2 separate regions of the Homo sapiens genome follow, and region 2 is linked to region 1. The links are chromatin loops, found by intact Hi-C in ENCODE. Cell type or tissue: K562. All regions are shown on one strand.

Region 1 (5,000 bases):
TCCTATTGTTCCAAGAGCACTGAGGAGTTGGAGTCAGAGTGCTAGTCTGTAGCTAGTCTCGGCTTCCCATATAGTAGTCTCATTACCTTGAATTAAGTCACCCCACATCTCTTGCCCTTCCCTGTAAAGAGAAAATGCTAATGCTACCATTCATCTTTCCTACTTTACAGGGAAAGTGACAGTAACAGTAAGAGCAGTATTTTTAGATATGAGTGGTAATATTAGAACTGATAGAATAGTAGTTATAGATGCTTGGCAATATATAAGAACTTTATACTCATTATTTAAATCACACAAACACCCTCTGGGGTAGTTTCTGTTGTCCTCCCTAGTTTATATATGAGGAAAGTGAAGCAAGGAACAATTACCTTGCCTAAGGCTACATGGTGACATGATGTGTGAGTGGGAAAACTGCGTGTTAATTTCCAGTTTGTGATATTGGCACATAATTCTACAGTTCCTCTGGGACCAAGTGAGGAAAGTGAAAGCTCGTTTAAAAGTGTGAAGCTATCACAGAAATGAGCTATTTCTACTTCCCTTTCATTCCCCTAGGTCATTCCATTTGCTGCTGACTGTGACCTGGATGAGTGCACCTGCCGGGACCCCAAGGCAGAAGAAAATCAGTAACTGTGGGAACAAGCCCCTCCCTCCACTGCCTCAGAGGCAGTAAGAAAGAGAGGCCGACCCAGGAGGAAACAAAGGGTGAATGAAGAAGAACAATCATGAAATGGAAGAAGGAGGAAGAGCATGAAGGATCTTATAAGAAATGCAAGAGGATATTGATAGGTGTGAACTAGTTCATCAAGTAGCCCAAGTAGGAGAGAATCATAGGCAAAAGTTTCTTTAAAGTGGCAGTTGATTAACATGGAAGGGGAAATATGATAGATATATAAGGACCCTCCTCCCTCACTTATATTCTATTAAATCCTATCCTCAACTCTTGCCCTGCTCTCCGCTCCACCCCCTGCCAACTACTCAGTCCCACCCAACTTGTAAACCAATACCAAAATACTAGAGGAGAAGTTGGCAGGGATACTGTTAATACCCATTTTGAATGGATTGCCATCTTTCAGAGCTTGTCTGCTCTCAACTGGCTCTTTTTCTTTTTGTGTAGTTTCCCTTAAATAATGAAGTTAGTTATTAATTCTTTATAAGTATTTAAACATAATTATATAAATATATTATATATATTATATTTTTTGCTGTTTACTAAGCTAAAAATTATTCATTGTTCCACACATGCTGCTGTGAAGTTCACATTCAAGATGAATGTTGAGACTTTGAGGACAGAAAGGCAACTTATTTTCCCATCTTTCTATGGATGCGGATTGGCAGGTTGAATGGGAAGTACAGAAGGAGAGAGAGTAATTAGATGGAATTCTGGATGCTAGCATGTAAAGCTAATCATCTTTTTTTTTATGACCTGGGAGCTGGGCCCATTTTATGACCAAGGAGATGGGGAGTTGGAATGGTGGTACTAAGAGGCATAGGAAGTTGAGTGTGAATACCATTGGTGATGGGTCCAGGAGAACTAGACTATGGTTCTTGAATATCTGTCCACAAAGAATATACTAACTTTTGTCAACTTCTCAGAACTCCCAACTGGAGTCGGTGAGACCTAGGATTTTCTGCACTTCCACACATGCCTGTTCCAAGTGTGGCTGTCAGCCAGTCAACAAGTTTGTACTATGGCCCATTCTCTGATCACCAGGATTACAGGAACTCACACACTCCTCATACTTGGCCTGTAGTCCTACTTCTTGTTAGAAGTCTCCAAGTCTGGCCAGTCACATGACCAAGTGTTGATTTTTCTGGAGGAAAAATTTTATGGAAATGATATAGGGGAAAGGTGGGAGGAGATGAAAGAACAGGCAAGAGCTGTCAGGGTTAAATCCAGGCCCGGGCATGAGAATGGAAGTGATCAGGGAGACTCGGTCCTTGTTCCAAGTCTCCAAAGAAGACCAAAGTGGGTCCCTTGAGCAATGAAGAATCTGAGATAAATTCTCTTCAAGTATCATGTACAAAATCTGTGAGCCAGAGATTTTGACTTGAGCAAGCCATGGAAATGCATGGAGCAAGGGTGACACTCTGTGGGGAGACAGAAGAATTTCAACTATTTAATGTCCATTTTGTTGTTTTTACCCTTTCTTATCCAATAGATGGAATGCACATGAAATGACCATATTAAGCCTCTCTCTATTTACATCCCAGGCTCACTGGGATGTGATCTACTGCAGTTACATTTTCTTGTAACGGTTTCTGGATTAGACCCTAGGGAAAGTGAGTAAGGAGCCAGTTTCTGTTTAACATTCTAGTTTTACTCATTTTAGGAAGGCTGTGAGTGAGGCTTGTCTCCTTTAAAGTTTCTTCTCCAATGGAAACCAAGAACAGACAAAATTTAGAGCTCAGCTGTGGTCTCTTCTCATCTTCTGCTCTTTTGCTTTGACCACAGTTTTTCTACTCTTCCCATCAACACTAGAGCAATGGCTGTGCAAATAGGAATAGGAAATACTACCACAATGATAGAAATATTATCCACACTATCACGTAGGGAAGAACAATATCCTGAAAGAGAATAAAACACGAATAAGGTGATGTACCCACATTAATCTGTGGGTTTGTGGAATGAGGGTTGCAAAGTTATTGGGAAAAGGAAAGAGCAGAGTTCACCCATTCAAAAAAAACCTTTTGTCTACTAATCTCTAGTGTAAAGAAAATGTAGTTCAGATACCATTCATTGTCTTGGGTCATGCTTAGTGCCCCCAAGAAGACAAACATATTTATTCTTGGGATTCTGATAGGCTTCAATATGCAAAGGACAATGGAAAAGTTTAGACACTCTATTTTCAAAATTTTATAAACTTGTTTTATTGGGGAAAATGTCCAAATTGCTAGACACATTCTAAGTTCTGCCTTGGAGAATCCTACTTTGTCTGAGATTGAGGCAGAGGAATTGTTATCCTGGGCATTACTCAGCTCAGGAACATGGAGCCTGTGGTTCATGCCAGTGTGTGTCTTCATGCAGTCTCTCCACAAGAGCAACAGTAAGAACATTTCTGTTTTAAATTTCATTTTAAAATATTTTATTATCTGCAATTCACCACTGCTCTGGGAAAGCAAAAGGAAAGTTCCTGTTGTGTGTGAAGAGCCTCTTAGGCTATAAGGCTTCCCAGCCATAGTCAGCTATAGCTATTCAGAGACAGCAGGTTCTTCCAGTCTTTGTTCCTGGGACCTGATGTTTTGAGCAACTCAGGTCACTGATAAAGTGGAAGGACTAAGACACTGTGGTCACAGATCCCAGCAACATCAACTCACACTCAATCCATGTGGTGGTCCACATTCTGCTACTCTTATCCACCCATGTGGTCATTGAGAGCCTTTCTCAGAGACTCTTCTGTGTGTTTGATTGTGCCCAGGTGGCCCAGGGCTAGCTGGCTCTAACAACTAGCATGACAGCCTCCAATCAGAAAGGCAGGTAAGGGGACAGGGTGAGGAGAATGGGCAGATACTGACAGAAATTAAAGTAAAGGGATTGTGAAAGTAAAGAGCTCTTCCTGATTCTCATCTTCTCTTTTTTCTATTACAAGGCATTGAACTTGGCACTTCCTGTATTCTTTGTGATCACTATTGAGTGCATTAGTTAACACCCAAGGGGATGGCTTGATTGGGAATGTAGTGAAAGGAGCTGATCTACTGTATTGTAATGTAAAACAGCTACAGCCAGTTATTTTGTAAGATTATAAGTTGTTCATTAAAAAATCAGCACACAAAATATGAAGTGTCTTTGGTGTTTGACTCTTTGTTTAAATCATTTCATCACTTTCTAATCACTTTCCATTGTCTTGTGCCAGGTCCAGGCAACAGTCATTATTTATTTGATTGATTGGTCATTTCTTTTAGCCACTTAAAAACCATTTGTTAAGTAAATAGGATGTGTAAGGAAGATGAATATGAAAGTTCATAAGAAGACATGGCATATATGAAAGTAGAATGTGAGGTAGGAATGTCAAATATCTCATGAGTTTTTAAATAAAGTGTAAGAATTACTTACAGTTCAGAGGAAGTAGGGTTTATTCCTGGATGCCAAAGGTAGGCAGCATTTGGAAAATGGTTGGGAAGGATGCATATGATCTGACAGGCAGAAATGGGGGTTGGGAGAGGAGAGTCCAGGCAAGGTAAACAACATAGTTGAAGCTGTGGAAGTAGGAATGGGATAGGCTGTGCATTATGGAACATCAGTGAGGCATCCAGCTTAGCTGGAAGATAGAACTAAGCTAGCATGTACCATACATTTGGTAAATACAGAATCTTACTTAATTCTTACAACAGATCTGCAAATAGCATATTCTCACTTCACAAATAAGAACGCTAAGCCACAGTCTGGTAAAGAAAGTTCTTCAAGGTCATATGAAGGGAGTTAACCTGGTTCTGTGGGACACCAAGATGTTAGAAGGAAAAGAAAAATGGTGATTAATAGGATGGAGAGAGGTGAAAAGAAATGTCAAGGGATGATGCCTCTGCATTAAATACACAATCTGAAAGCTTATCAGCCCTAACAGAAGAGGGAAGCTGGCAGGAGCAGGCTTTTAAAGAAAGAGTATTCATTTGCTCTTTCAATAAACTTGGGTTGAGGGCCAGATAGGAAATGCCATCTAAAGCAGTGTTCAGAACCCTAGAGGAGGCTTCTGCAGTTGGGGCCGGTTTGCAGAGTTTTCTGGCCACACCAGTCACCACCTGGCTACTGGAAGGGCTGGGCAGATATCTCAGCACACCTATGAGCCATTTGGAAAGAACTGTGGAATGGACAGTTGGAAATGTGAGCTTGGACTTGGGAGACAGGTTTGTGGTTAGAAATAAACATTTGAGAGAGAAAAAAAGCATTTTCTTTATGGTTTACAAAGTGCTTTCATATGATTTATGGCTACCCACAGGTTAGGCAGAGCAAGGACAGTTTTGTTTTGTTTCTTTTCATTTTACAGATGAAGAAACTGAGTGTCTGT
Region 2 (5,000 bases), 1.5 Mb before region 1:
GTGGAAGCCTTTGTCCTTTCTTTCCTCCTCTTCAACTTGGGTCTCTGCAGCCCACTCCCCAGCTTCCCGCCCCTGGAAGGTGACACCATGTTTAGAGGGTGCCTTACCAAAGTGACCACTTGGGGTCACTGTGACTTCGCCCAAAGGAGGCTGAGCACTGTCTGGCCCGGGACCCCAGGCCCTGTGCCTGGTCCTTTCCTCCTCAGAAGAGCTGCAGGGCGTTGAAGGTCTGGTGCTGGGTTTGGTGTTTGTGCACTGGCCCATCAGGGAGTGCAGACATAGCGAGGTGGACATTGAGTGCCGTGGTCAGTGCTGACTTGCCAGCTGGACTCCCTCTGGAGTCTCAGATTTCTTCCCCTGCAGACAAGCACGTGGCCTGCCAGTGTACCCTGAGGAGCCGACCTTCTCACCACTAGATCCCCATTTGGGCCAGAAACCTTGAAGGCGGCAACTCCCAAAGCATGATCAGGACGTACTTGCAGGCATCAGCCTAGCGTGTGTGAGTGTGTGTACGTGTGAGGGTATGTGAAAGTGTAGTGTGTACGTATGAGGGCATGAGCATGTGTGGTGTGTATGACTATGAGTGTGTGCATGTGTGTATGAGTATGTGTGTATGTGCATGTGAGTGTGCATATGTGCTTAAGTGTAAGTGCAAGAGTCTGTAGGTGTGTTTGTGTGTACATGTGTGCATGTGGTGAGTGTGAGTGCATCATGTGTGGCTGGCTGTAAGTCTCTGTTTTCTTGCAGTCCTATGTTGTATCACATCTGTAGAAACTGTAAAGCTTCTGGATTTCCTAGGCCCTGTTGGCAATTTTTCAGCTTGTCAACTGGAGATAGAGATAGTCCTGGTGCAGGGAGAGGCAGCAGGTTAGCAAATGCCACCATGAGGCCTAAGGCAGGTGCCCTGTGGAGTGGGTAAGGGGTGCGATGAACGGGCCCTGGGTGGTTGTGAGAGCACGGTGCTCCTGTGACCGTATGGGCCTGGCTCCTTTTGCCTTGTTTCCTGGTCATGAGAATCCTTACGGATCCTAAGCTTCTGTTCATGAGGGAAGACCAGGTGAGAGAGAGTGGATGGCTTAGGGCAAGCCCCCTCCCCTCCTGCTAAAACACAACCACATGCCTTTTTGATGAAAGATTAGAGCAGTCACCTTGGACACAAAGGCCAGAGTAGTGTTTATAATTTGCGTTAGTCCCAGTCAGGGAAGTTGATTTTTTTCGCTAAATTGCAATCAGCAACTAAAAATCTTCTCCCTCCCTTCTCTCTCTCTTTCCCTCCCTCCTTCCACTTGGAGTTTTCTAAATGATTTGTTGTTTTTTTTTTTTGTTGCTGCCCAGAAAGCAGAATGGTATTGTACCCTGTTACATGGTGCCAGGTTCTAATCTGGCTGGTAAGATGTGTAACACTCAAGGACCCCTTTGGGACTATAGGTATGGTGCACAGGCCAAACAGACATCATACAGGCTAAGTGACTGAGACTAAAACAGACTTATTAAGGACACAGAAGCCACTAGAGCAGAGAGAAAAAGTCATTGCAGACATTGAGTCTGTTGTTCAGAAACAAATTCATATCCCAGAAGGAATTCTCTGGACATTGCCTACAGAGAATAATGGGGGGGGAGTGTTTGAATTTTGGGCACCAGCCTGGACTCTGTGTGGCAGAGGGCAACATTTGTAAAGAGGGAGGTCAAGAGGGGGTACTTGCTGCCAGCCAGCTCTGGGAATGTCTCAGAGACCAGGAGAGTCAGGAAGGGCCTGGATTCCACAACAAAGAGGAAAATGGTGGCCTCAGAGACAACGGCTTCTGCAGGGAATGGCAAATACAGGTGCCATAGAGCTTTAAGTGTTGAGTCAACAGTGAGAGTAAAGGGGGCCTGACCTTGTGCCCAGCAAAGGCCAGGCTGCCACGGCTTCAGGTCTGAGCTTTGTGAGGATTAATACCAATAAAAAATTGAATGGGTATTGAGTGCTTACTGTGTGCCAGGCTCCATCCTAAGTTCTTGAATAGGGATATATGTATGATTTCATTTAATTCTCGCTACAACCCAATGAGGTAGATAGGATGTCTTTTAGATGAGAGAACTAAAGTGCAGGAAATTTAAGAAATTTGCTCAAGGATGCACTTTTCATGAAGCTGGTCTCCCCCCTGAGTGGGGTACTTCCACAGCTGTGCTCTAAGTGAGTGCTTCTCACTCATAGATTTCCTTGAAGCAGGGGTCCTAAAATGCAGGCTCTGGGTTGGTAGTTCTCGGGGGAAGAGGCCTCCAACATCTCTGGGCGTAATGCCCAGGCTGCTGGTGGCTGCACCACGCTGTGAGAGGCAAGGTTCTAAACCACTAGGCCACATGGACTAAAGGAGGACATCCTAAACCATCCAGTAGCTCACAGACCTCCTCATCTCTTTCGTCTTCACCACTGTCATCCACTTACTGAGTAGTTTGTTGTCAGAAGCACTACCTTAAACTCGTTAAATGTATTGCCTCATGAATGCCTCATGATGGCACTGTGGGGTCAGTGGTATCAGTCCCCTTTAACAGATGAAGAAACAGAGGTTTAGAAAGATTCAATCAACTGTCCCAAATCACACAGCAAGTGGCAAGCCTGGGTACAGAGTTGAAAGTCTAGGCTCTTAGCATGTTGCATGGAGCAGAGCATTCAGATCAAACTGTGTCTGAACACAGGCATTGGAGGCTGAAAAACTTAACTTTTTACGCTCCAAGTTGGAGAGTGAGTGAGAAAGCACAATGTTTTAGAGCCAGAGTCAAACTTCTCCCTTTTGTCCCTTTCTCTTTTTCATGGCTCTCCCTTCTCTTCCCCCAGATGCCTCAGCAAGAGAACCAACAATCCTTGCAACTAGCATCTCAGCGAGTACAAATACACTTGATTTCCTTATGTGCCAATAATCCCTTCTTAAATTATGTTAAGCTATTTGCCTCATAAATCTCCTCAGCAGTGAACTCCCTGAGATAATTATGTGTAATATATAAATGTAATATTATATATATATATATATATACACATATATTTGAAATGTTTTAAATCTGACTGTAACAAAAAATCAACCTATTTAAGCCCCCTACTCAATAATAATTTTCCCATCGCTTCTAGGTCTGTGGCATTTAAATTTGGACTGTCCCTTACATTTTACTTCTTTAGCAGAAGCAGCTGTGGAAGGGGAATCTTCTGACTGGGACTCGAAAGGACTGGCTTTGAATCACAGCTGTGCCCCTTGCTAGCCTTGTGAACTTGGGCAGGTTTTCAAACTCCACAAGCCTCAGTTTCCTCATCTGTAAAATGGGAATGCTAACCATACCCACCTCATGAGGTGGTTGTGAAGATTAAAGAAGCTATAACTGTATGAGAGTTCCTGGAATAAGAGAGATGATCAGTGAGTGTCGGATCTTCTTTTTTCCCGGTAGAGGGAAATAATAACTAGGACGTGGGGTTTTCTATCTCTCTCATGATGTCATGGCGCATCCTCCATCTGAACAGTTAGCCATCGATTTTATATAACTGCTAATTACCAAATTAGCCTGCGGCTCTAGGCAGGGATGGGCTGCGCTTAGAATCAGTTCCCTCCTGTATCATTTCAGGGTTTTTTTTTTTTTTTTTTTGGATTTAGCTTAATTTTTGTGACTGTTTCTAGCTCTCTGCGAGGCCCTATGCCAGCTGGTCTATCCTTTCTCTGCTTAATTCACCCCCGTTAATCTGCTTGGTCAGCATATCTTCTCATCTCCTTGCTGTGCCTTTAGGAGTGCGTCTGTCTGGAAAAGGCATTTATTATATTTACTTTAACTGGCTGTGTTTGGCAAGGTGGTCTGGGATTTCAACTTGGGAGGAAAACTGCTTTGATTATACTGCCCTTGTTTACCGTATGCACTCTTTGCTGTGTATCCCTTGTCTATCAAGACAGCAAATACTTTTGCAGGAATCCAAGACACAAATTAAACAAAATCTCTGTCTGTGAGCACATTGGCAGCTCCTGGTCCATGACTGTTCTGCACAGCATCTCCTTTATCTGAAAACCACACCCCCATTTCCAGTCTTCTACTCTTTGGTGAGTTTGGGAAGGGAGGTTTTCTTGGATGGGTGAGCCAGAGGCCCCAGGAGTGGTGTTGCCTGGGTCTCACATTCCCAGGGGACAGGGAACACTTCCCAGCCAGGTATCATGGTGACCGAGGACACTGCCTTAGTCCATGCCATCATCATCTCCCTTTGACTCCAGCAGCAGCCTCCTAACCAGTCTTCCTGCCTCTGACCTTGCCCTTCTCTGTACAATCCAGTCATTACATCACCTTATTTAAAATCTTTCAATGACTCTCTGTTGCCCTCAAGAATAAACCTAAACTTTTCATCGGGTGCATAAGGCATGACTCGGCTCTCATTTTATCAGTGAATTCTTGCAATCCATGCCCAAGTCATAGTGAACTTCTGCAGCTTCATTCATTCATTCATTCATTCATTCATTCAGGAAATGGTGAACCCTGAGATTCAATGATGAGCAAAACCAAATATGGTGCAATGTTCACAGAGATTTAGGTGTAGGGTGGAGACTGACAGTCAAATAGTCATGCCACACATGTAAAATGATAACCTGAGGAGTGCTAAGAAGTGAATGGAAACTGGCAAGATGAAGCTGCCGGACAGAATGAATGGAACTCTCTCAGGAACAATATCAAATTTGACCACTAAAGCTCCCTAAAGTGGGGAGTAACCTGGGAGTGGAAAGGGAAGCCTGCATTGGCTAGATGAAGAGGTTCCCATCAGGCAGAGGGAACAGCATTTGCCAGTCCTATATAGCAGGAGGGAAAACGTATTTGAGAAATGGAAAGAAGCAGACTTGTGGGCCTGGAGCCCAGAAAACATCAGGGAACATGGGTGGGAGGTGAGCCTGGAGAGGGCAGGGGAAACCAGGCAGGGCCTGGTGTCCACACTAAGGGTCTGGGCTTATCCTAAGAGCAGTGGGAATTCCCTGGAATATCTGCACAGTGCAATGGCATAA

What was found. A loop is a pair of places that touch in the nucleus more often than their neighbours do. Peaks named below come from ENCODE experiments on the same cell type or tissue, not always from the same donor. Only the 100,000 strongest peaks of a DNase experiment are listed, where the experiment ranks them.
Region 2: a loop joins it to region 1, with 5 times the contacts of the local background. A loop is called at or near these places in 7 of 110 quality-filtered maps.

What each region holds. Positions count from the first base shown.
Region 1 is chr1:176,841,828-176,846,827 of GRCh38, forward strand. PAPPA2 (pappalysin 2) reads left to right here. Exons shown (of 23, transcript NM_020318.3): 23 at 553-3,774. The coding sequence ends at 627. Among named protein-coding and RNA genes, the nearest start is that of MIR488, 190 kb to the right of the region's middle. In K562, a CTCF peak has its summit at 2,081; a DNase peak (open chromatin) is centred at 2,104.
Region 2 is chr1:175,373,867-175,378,866 of GRCh38, forward strand. All of the region lies in intron 9 of TNR (tenascin R), which reads right to left. Among named protein-coding and RNA genes, the nearest start is that of KIAA0040, 180 kb to the left of the region's middle. RefSeq lists an enhancer at 40-189. In K562, CTCF peaks have their summits at 125 (motif pointing right) and 2,498; DNase peaks (open chromatin) are centred at 145 and 2,495; H3K27me3 peaks cover 473 bases.